2 separate regions of the Homo sapiens genome follow, and region 1 is linked to region 2. A link is a contact called in ENCODE Hi-C or POLR2A ChIA-PET data. All regions are on one chromosome and are shown on one strand. Each heading gives the region's core, a stretch centred on a gene start or an enhancer-like site at or near the end of the contact. The rest is flanking DNA. Distances are from core to core; before and after follow the strand shown. Region 1 overlaps RNLS (renalase, FAD dependent amine oxidase). Region 2 has its middle 250 kb from the start of PTEN.

Region 1 (4,358 bases), core at 297-2,796, 220 kb before region 2:
GTCTCACAGAAGTTCAACAAAGGTATGTGAATTGTCTTAGTCAATTAGTTTGTGCTCCTATAACAAAATACCTTAGACAGGGTAGTTTCTAAGCAGTATAAATTTATTGCTCACAGCTCTGGAGACTGGGAAATTCAAGATCAAGATACTGGTAGATTTGACATCTGGTGAGGGTTCACTCTCTCCTTCAGAGGTGGCGACTTCTTGCTGCATCCTCACACAGTGGAAGGGGGAAACAAGTTCCCTCAAGCCTCTTTTGTAAGGTCACTAGTCCCATTCAAGAAGTCGTAGCCCTCATGACCAAATCACCTCCTAACGGCCCCACCTCTAAATACGAACACATTGGAAATTAGATTTCACATACGAGTTTTGGGGAGACACAAACCTTCAGACCATAACAGAATAAATGTGTTTGTTGCAGCATTGTTTCTAACAGCAACAAACTGGAAAAAAAATGAAATTCCCAGCTCTGAAAGACTAGTAAACCATGGCAATTCATGTTATTAAATTAGGTAGGTCCCCATGAACTGCTAGAAATCTGTCCAAGATATGTTGCTTTAACAAAAGCAAGATATAAATGATAGCTATGGTAAGATTGTGTTTCCGTTATTAAACGGGAAGTAAATATGCGGGCTCATTTGTAGAAAATTTCAGGAAGGGTATTAAGAAACCACTGACAGTAGTTACCCTGGAGAATGGGGCTGCCAGTTCTGATACCAAAGCAGTACTTTTATTTTTTCACTTTATACACTTTCATCATGTTTGAATAACTTTTTAAAAAGTTTTGTAATTCAGATAAAAGTAGTTTTAAAACACCAAAAATAATTTAATAATATCTTTCCATTAAAGATTTACACTGTACATAACCATATCAGGGACCGAGAAGTTCCACTTAATTTTATTTAAGCCAGGCATTTCAAAAATATATTCGTCCAAAGAATTTTGTTGTTGTTTTGCCTAATAACTATTAATATGTCATGGTTCCTGTGGGAGGCACTGACTTAAGAAATTACAAAACAACAAGCAGCCTAAAGTCATACAGGCAGGGAGTAGGGAGACAGAATTTCAGACTCAAGATCTGAAGCTCAATTGATATTCCTCAAAAGTGTACAATCAGGATGGAGAAAGAGACCTGAGTTGCTTATGCTAAATGAATCATATCTTGTTTCTTAGGGGTAAAAACATTACTCCAGAATTTTCTATAAATCTTAAATGGTACATCATAGTTTCCTAGGAAGAGGTAGGTATAACCCTCAGCAGGAAGAGGAGAAAAAAACCACACACTTTTTTACTTGAATTATATTTCCTGACATTTAGAAGGGTGTCATTTCACCTCTATCATTTCCCCCTTTTAAAATAGATAGTTAACCTGTAAAAAGGGAAGTAAGGGTTTGTCAGGCAATTTTGGTGTCTGCTGACAAGAATACAATTTCCACATTCATTTATCTTTCTGAATCTTTTCCAGGCCAATTACCTTCTCCTATCACTTCTTTAGATCTTATAATCCTTAAGTCTCCCAAATGAGGCTGTTAATTCAAACCTCTTCAACGGTTTTAACTAGATATGTAAACAACTGCTTTTATCAATTAATATAGCCCCCTACCTCCAGGGACATAATATGGAAGAAAGTAAAACAAGTACTTTTCCTCAAAGATGACAGTATAAGAGTGAAATATGTAAAGGGAAGGACTGTGAGTAAAACCATCTTTTCTCCGCATGGCCCATGCCATCATTTCAGAAGTATTTACTTCCAGAACTTTACTCTTCAATTAAAACTGTAAAATTGTGTTGAATGATTATAAATACTACAAAAGTCCCTGCCGTAGATAAAGTTGGAGGTAACAAAGTTGCCCAGGACATATTTGGTGAGGAGTGTTATCATAGCTGAATTTTGGCTGCTGTAACCTATATATAAGAACTAGATCTGAGATTTTTAAAAAGCAAGTAAAATCTGCAGGTGGTCCCTCTGAATAGTGAGGCCTAGTTCTTGACCTGGGACCAGCAGTAGACACGCAGCCAAGGAGGTAGAATGCCAAAAGGCAGAGAGTACTTTGTGCTCCTTTGGCTTGGTTCTGCTAGCAAGGCAAGAAAGAGGAGAGAGAGACATCAGGAGCATGTTTACTTCTCTCTCAGCCTCCCTTTCCCATCTTTCTCCCCTCTCTCTCCCTGGCTATCTTTTATCATCCAGGGAAAGTTAGATTTTTTTTGTTGGACTTACTGATATGATTGGCTTGCTCTTCATTACAGGTGCTGCTGAGCCTGGGAGCCATATAAAAGAGCTAAATTGTAGTAACTCTCGTGGCTAGAGGGCAGTTGAGCCAGCCAGTTCCAAATGGACTGGAGAAGGGCAAACGTATCATCAACCTCCACCGCCATGAGAAAGGAGAGCAGACCACCACCCCTAAAACAGTGTGGCCCCCAGCTCCTTGTCCAACTTCTCTCCTCATGTGAATCTGTTTTCTGAACTAAGTCCTCCCCTTTACTTAGAACGTTCATTTGCACACACATCAATAGTATACCGTTTAGTGGATAATGATTCTGTTATTACTTTGCATGTGTTTCATTTCCCCCAGTAAGATGTAAACTCTTGAAAGACCTTAATACTGTGTCTCATGGCAACAAATGCCAGACACCAGGATGCTCATTTGACTGAATCAATAATTGAAGAAATATTTCACCCATTTCTTTTTGGTCTTGGTCTCTAACATTAAAGTCTTCCACTCCTTAAATTTCTTTAGTCCTCTATTTCCCTGTCAGAGATATAATTTAGAGCTGGCCTTTGGGAACGCAACCTCTGACCCTTGATACACACTGCCAAAAATTTAATTTTTCAGATGGAAAAAGTCTCTGATGTGTTTGCATGTGAATAAGGGTGTCCCAGGGAGTTTGAACTTTTAATATAAAGTTGTGAGAGCAAACCTAGGAGCAGAGATGCTGTATACCTAAGAAGGTACATTCTTCATATGGCTACAGAAGTAGAAAATTAGAAATGGGTGAGAAATGTGTCTCAGAAGTGGAAAAAGAATACCTAAGTTAATTTTTTCCTTATATCCAATTTTCTAGCCAATATTAAAATGCATTTGTTCCCCAGTGCTTTGTTAAGTTTCTGTTATAATACTTAATATGGTTTAGGATTTTTTTCAGAGATAACTATTCTGGTTCATCATTATTATTAAATAGTACCAGCCTATTTTAATTACTGTAGCTTTATAATGTATTTAAATATATGACAAAGCAAGTCTCTACTCATTGAATTTCTTTACAAAAAATTTTAAATATTATTATTGTATTTTACCTTTAGCGTCATTTTGTCAAATTGTAAAGGATGTTGCATAATTAATTAAAAATCATTTTTCTTACTAGTTATCACTGATATATAAGGAAATCAATTTTATGTAAAAATATTTCAACTTGATCAAGTTTATTGGATTCACTACTGTTTTCAACCATGTTTTCCTTCTTTCTAATAATTATACATCTTTTTTCCATTTTTTATCTTATTGTACCAACCAGAGCAATGTTAAATACTATTGGTGTTACTAAGAATTTTAGTTTCTGATTTTATTTAAAAAGCCTATATTATTTAATTATAAGATATGCTATAAACCATCAGCTTAAGAGAGATATTCTATCTCATTTTGAGGAAGTTACTTAACAAAATGTCTTACTGAGATGCCAAACCACAAACCCACCCTTAAGCAGATTTGGTGCCAGAATTCATTCTGCCAGCATATTGTATAAATCTAGTTAAAGTGGTCATGGGCAATATTGCCCTAAGGCCTCTGGCAGAAACCAAAGCACGTTTCCAAAGGAACATTATTTAAATGCAGGCACAAAGAATCTTTCAGATAAAGTTCCTAGGAGCATGAGCTCACAATAGAAATATATATGTATTATAAATAAACATATATAAAGAAATATATATAGAGAGAGATAATATAAAATTGTGTGTGTGTGTATATATATAGTGTGTGTATATATATTTATATTTATATATATATATATATATATCTCAAAACAGACAGAAAACCATGCAATTATGAGCAATAGTCGTCCAACAAGAACAACAACAAAAAAAGCCAGAGCCAACCTTATAAAGCCTGAAAATTTTGGAATAACCAGACACACAATATAGAATAACTATGTTGAATATGTTGGAAGAAATAAGAGTACTGACAGTATGACTAGGGAGAAAGAGACTATCAAAATTGATCATGCAGATTTGAAAAAGAGCCAAATAGAACGTTTACAAATGAAAAATAAAATAATTTAAATTTGAAACTCAAAGGACAAATTGAACATCAAAAAAACCACAGATGTAAGGAGAATGGTGAACTAAAAGATAAATCACAAAAAAT
Region 2 (4,332 bases), core at 95-2,594:
CACACACACGAGTGGAAAAAAAAATCTTGAAGAAAAGGCCGAGGGAGAATATTTGACCAGCCCAGGTACAGGGGAAACCTCACTAAAAATGAGCTGCTGCTCCCTGGAATCTGAGGGCTCTTCTCTAAAGATAGAGCAGATAGAGCCTTGGGCAGATAGAGCCTTGGTTCCTGGCTAGGCAACGAAAAGGCAGCATCAAGAGAAGAGGCAGCTGCTGGCTGCAAAGGAGTGTGGATATGCAGGCCAAGCGCTGTCCACAGTGAAGGAAGTTAACCAGGAGATTGTGATCAGATGAGGTATGAATTTCTCTTGATGGTTCTGTGTTTTATATAGAATATTTGGAAATGTCTAAAAATCATAGCACCTCAAAGTTGGAAGACAGCTTCCCCCCTATAAACAGTCACTGTTAAAGCTATTAAAGAGTGTGAATGTACATTAGGAAAAACTGAACCAAGAAAGAGACCCGGGAGGGTTTGATGGTGGGAAGAACCAAATTCCTGCCAACCAGAATAGAATCCCAGAGAAAAATGGATGCTAGCCAGAGAAATAGCCCCTTCCATAGATTGTTATCTAGGGAGAAACAGAGGGAATGAGGAGGAGTCCAGCACAGCCTCAGACAGACATATCTGGGCTCTAAAGCACCTCCCTTTCTATGTTTTATGTCTTTAGTTTCATTCATTTTTTCGCATATATTTACTGAACATTCAGTACAAGCCAGGTACTTTTCTTGATGTTAGGGAGACAGAGATAAAATAATCAGATAAGGCTTTGTTCTCTTGCATTTAACACAGGCAATAAACAAGAGGGAAGAACATGAATGAATAGGATTTAGATGCCACTAAGTATCCTATGAGTAAAATAAAGCCGACACTTGTCACGAACAGTGACTTGGGACAGGGCCTGCTTTAGGAAGAGTGGTCAAGGAAGGCCTCTCTGAGGAAGGCTCCTCTGAGTTGCAATAGAAGCAATGAGAAGGAATCAGCCTTAAGAAGACGTTGGAGAAAGGCATCCTGAGCAGAGGGGAGGAAATGCAAAGGCCCTAGGAGGGCAGGGGGCAGGCAGGTGGGGTGGAGCTGGAGAAGCGCATCTGGAGTAGAGGCTGAGAACAAAGCCCAGGGGCAGGTCCTGCAGGTCCCTGAAAGCCATGATGAAGCCAATCAAAGTGGGCAGCCATCTGGTGCACCGTGGCGGAGAGGAGTTTCCTTCCTGCACTGGAGGAGGCCACTTCTCCGAGAAGAGATGCATGGAGTGAGCTCTGCACCCACACAGGAGACTCCAGGAGTGGTGCTTACAGCGAAGAGCCACCAGATGGCTCCATGAAGAGATGGCCCACTTTGCTTTCTCCTGCCATTGCTGACGCTTTTCCTGTTGTAAGGTAGAAGCACTTTTTCCCATTGAACGAAAGCTTCTTCAACAATCAGCCACTTTCCTTTCCTTTTTTTTTTTTCAAACAAAATGAACCAATAGCAGCCAGTAAGTACAACAGGGCAGGCCAAATAGAAACCATCTTTGCCATCCTGACAGCTAAAATAAACAACTCCTCCTAACCAGGGGGCTTCCTCTGGGCTCCATTCCTAAGCTCCCCTTTTCTCAAAGTGCTGTGCTCAGTCCAACAGGCTGGATCACCCTCCTTTCCAGAAAGTCAATCCTAGGAAAAAGGAATGCCTAGCCCAGGCCACAGGCCAAACTTTAACTCTCCAAGTAGATTACCCAGGAAGTAATAACATCTGAGCACTTAAACAACTCACTGTGACAGTGTGCATGAGAACATGGGGCTGGGAGAGCAAGAGGAGCTTCAGAATAAAAAGGCAGACAGGATGGTGGCTACTTTCACAAAGGTTTTCTTGCAATAGTATGTATTAGTAAATCAAGTCAAGAATCGCTCCAGACTGTCCAACGCCCACCAGCCCTGGAAACTGTTGTTTGGTGTGAAAGAAGGAGCTTCAGAGAGCAGCACACAGCTGGCATCAAGAAGCAAAGGTCTGCAGGACTTGTCAGTGAGTCTAATGAACTCATCAAGGAGCCACAGGGCCCAAGGCTTTTCAGGACACTCTGAAGAGTCAACAGGGAAAAAAAATAGCCCATCTTTAAGGAGCCTGCAATCAAATGTTGGTCATGAGAACTCTTGCCCAATGGAATTTTTTCCTTCTTTTTCATCTGTTGGAATTAGTCTCTCCCTCCCCTGAGCTCCCACAGTACTTGGTCCATATTGTAGTTATACCCAGACCTGTGTCCCTCAGTAGATGGAGAGCTCCCTGAGCCCAGGCCTACCTGTCATCCACATTTGTGTCCTCTCACCCACTCAGGACCTCCCATAGAGCCTGGTGCCTGGCTGGCCCTTCACAAATGCTCATTGAACTAAATTTTGATGTGGAAACAGGAAGCCCAACCACAGGGCCCAGGGGAGAGTCTGTGAAGTGAGTGAAGCGTTGAGTTACATTGGATCTGAAAAGTACTCTTCTTAGCACTGACAAGGCCTAGCACATGGTCAGCCCTTAATAATGGTGTTTTGTTGTCTTTTTTTCCTCCTATGAGGTAGGATTTAAGAAGCTTAAAAAAATTTTTTTTGAAGTTCTCTTTTCCCTCAAATCCCTCCCCTCTCCCTGACATTATGCCTATAATCTCTAAATGAGTCAAACTAGTGAGATAGGGCAGTGAAGGGACCTATGTTAAATGAAATCTGGGACGGCAACTTGTGTGGATATTATTATCCCCTTATGGAAAATGAGGAAAACGAAGCTCAGAGAGGCTAAGTAACTTGGCTACTGTCACACAGTTTGCAAGTTGCTAAGCCAGGATTTAATTCTAAACCTGACTTCACGATAGTCCTGCTGCCGCTGCGTTAGGCCAACCTTGCATGGTGGCATGGAACCAGAGCAGAGCTTCCTAAAGTGGGCGTCTGTAGGGGGATCATGGATTCTCTCCAAAATGCACATCTCAAGGTTTCACCCTTACCTACTTAAGTCAGAAGAAAGATCTGGGAGAGAGAATTGCATGTTTCTTTTCTTTTCTTTCTTTCTTTTTTCTTTTTTTTTTTGTTTTGAGACAGAATCTCACTCTGTCGCTCAGGCTGGAGTGTGGTGACGTGATCTCGGCTCACTGCAGCCTCCGCATCCCAGGTTCAAGCAGTTCTCATGCCTCAGCCTCCCAAGTAGCTGGGACTATAGACATGCACCACCACGCCTGACTGATTTTTTTATATTTGTAGTAGAGATGGGGTTTCACCATGTTGACCAGACTGGTCTCGAACTCCTGAGCTCAAGAGATCAACCCGCCCCGGACTCCCAAAGTGCTTTGATTACAGTTGTGAGCCACCACACCCAGCCAGGATTGCATTTTGATAAGCTCCCCAGGTGGATTCTTATCCCCATGTTTGAGAACCACTGATCGTGGGACAAGAATTAAAAGTCTTTGGCTCCTTTCTCCTATAAGAATGGCCATAATCAAAAAATAGAAAAATAATAGATGTTGGCATGGATGTGGTGAACAGGGAACACACCTACACTGCTGGTGGGAAGGTAAACTAGTACAATGACTATAGAAAACAGTGTGGAGATGCCTTAAAAAACTGAAAGTAGAACTACCATTTGATCTAGCAATCCCACTACTGGGTATCTACCCAGTGGAAAAGACGTCATTATACAAAAAAGACACTTGCACACGCATGTTTATGGCAACACAATTCACAATTGCAAAAACATGAAACAAATCCAAATGCCCTTCAATCCATGAGTGGATAAAGAAACTGTGGTGTGAGTAGTATGATGGAATACTACTCATCCATAAAAAAGAATGAATTAACGGCATTCGCAGGACCTGGATGAGATTGGAGACTATTATTCTAAGTGAAGTCACTCAGGAATGGAAGACCAAACATCGTTATGTTCTCACTCATAAGTGGGAGCTAAGCTATGAAGATGCAAAGGCGTGAGAATGACACAATGGACTTTGGGGACTCTCGTGGGAAAGGGTGGGAAGGGGGTGAGGGATAAAAGACTATAAATTGTGTGCAGTGTATACTGCTCGGGTGATGGATGCACCAAAATCTCATAAATCACCACTAAAGAACTTACTCATGTAACCAAACAGCACTTGTTCCCCAATAACCTATGGAAATAAAAAAATTTTTTTTTAAATATCTTGCTGTGGAAGTGGCCAGTAGTGAACTCCAGTGGATCCTCCTCCAAGAGTCAAGAGAACAATTTTAGGAAGCTGTGCTCCGGGTCAGAAGGACAAACACTCCCTTCACCTTTGGACATCAAAACTAAAACTTAGTCTTTACATCAAGGGTAACACTATGGCCAGTCAGTAAAGCATGAGGTTCAAGGCTGC

The links. Hi-C counts contacts between places; a loop is a spot of excess contacts on that map. ChIA-PET counts read pairs that join two places held with the same protein, here RNA polymerase II (POLR2A). Pooled maps may share reads with other maps.
Region 1: a map with no recorded cell type shows a loop between it and region 2 (2.3-fold over the local background). The contact joins two enhancer-like sites. A Hi-C loop is called at or near these places in 6 of 37 single-sample maps with no recorded cell type and 1 of 50 pooled maps. POLR2A ChIA-PET finds 5 or more read pairs at or near these places in 3 of 52 experiments (OCI-LY7, PC-9 and activated B cell).

What each region holds. Positions count from the first base shown.
Region 1 is chr10:88,329,724-88,334,081 of GRCh38, reverse strand. All of the region lies in intron 5 of RNLS (renalase, FAD dependent amine oxidase), which reads left to right. All of the region lies in intron 1 of LOC101929727 (a long non-coding RNA gene), which reads right to left. Among named protein-coding and RNA genes, the nearest start is that of RNLS, 250 kb to the left of the region's middle. Within about 2 kb of position 1,546, at least 3 of the 41 ENCODE cell types and tissues checked have a DNase peak (open chromatin) inside an H3K27ac peak, as active enhancers do; they include OCI-LY7, where a contact is called at or near this core.
Region 2 is chr10:88,111,508-88,115,839 of GRCh38, reverse strand. No RefSeq gene overlaps it. Among named protein-coding and RNA genes, the nearest start is that of PTEN, 250 kb to the right of the region's middle. RefSeq lists an enhancer at 986-1,325. Within about 2 kb of position 1,344, at least 7 of the 41 ENCODE cell types and tissues checked have a DNase peak (open chromatin) inside an H3K27ac peak, as active enhancers do; they include OCI-LY7, where a contact is called at or near this core.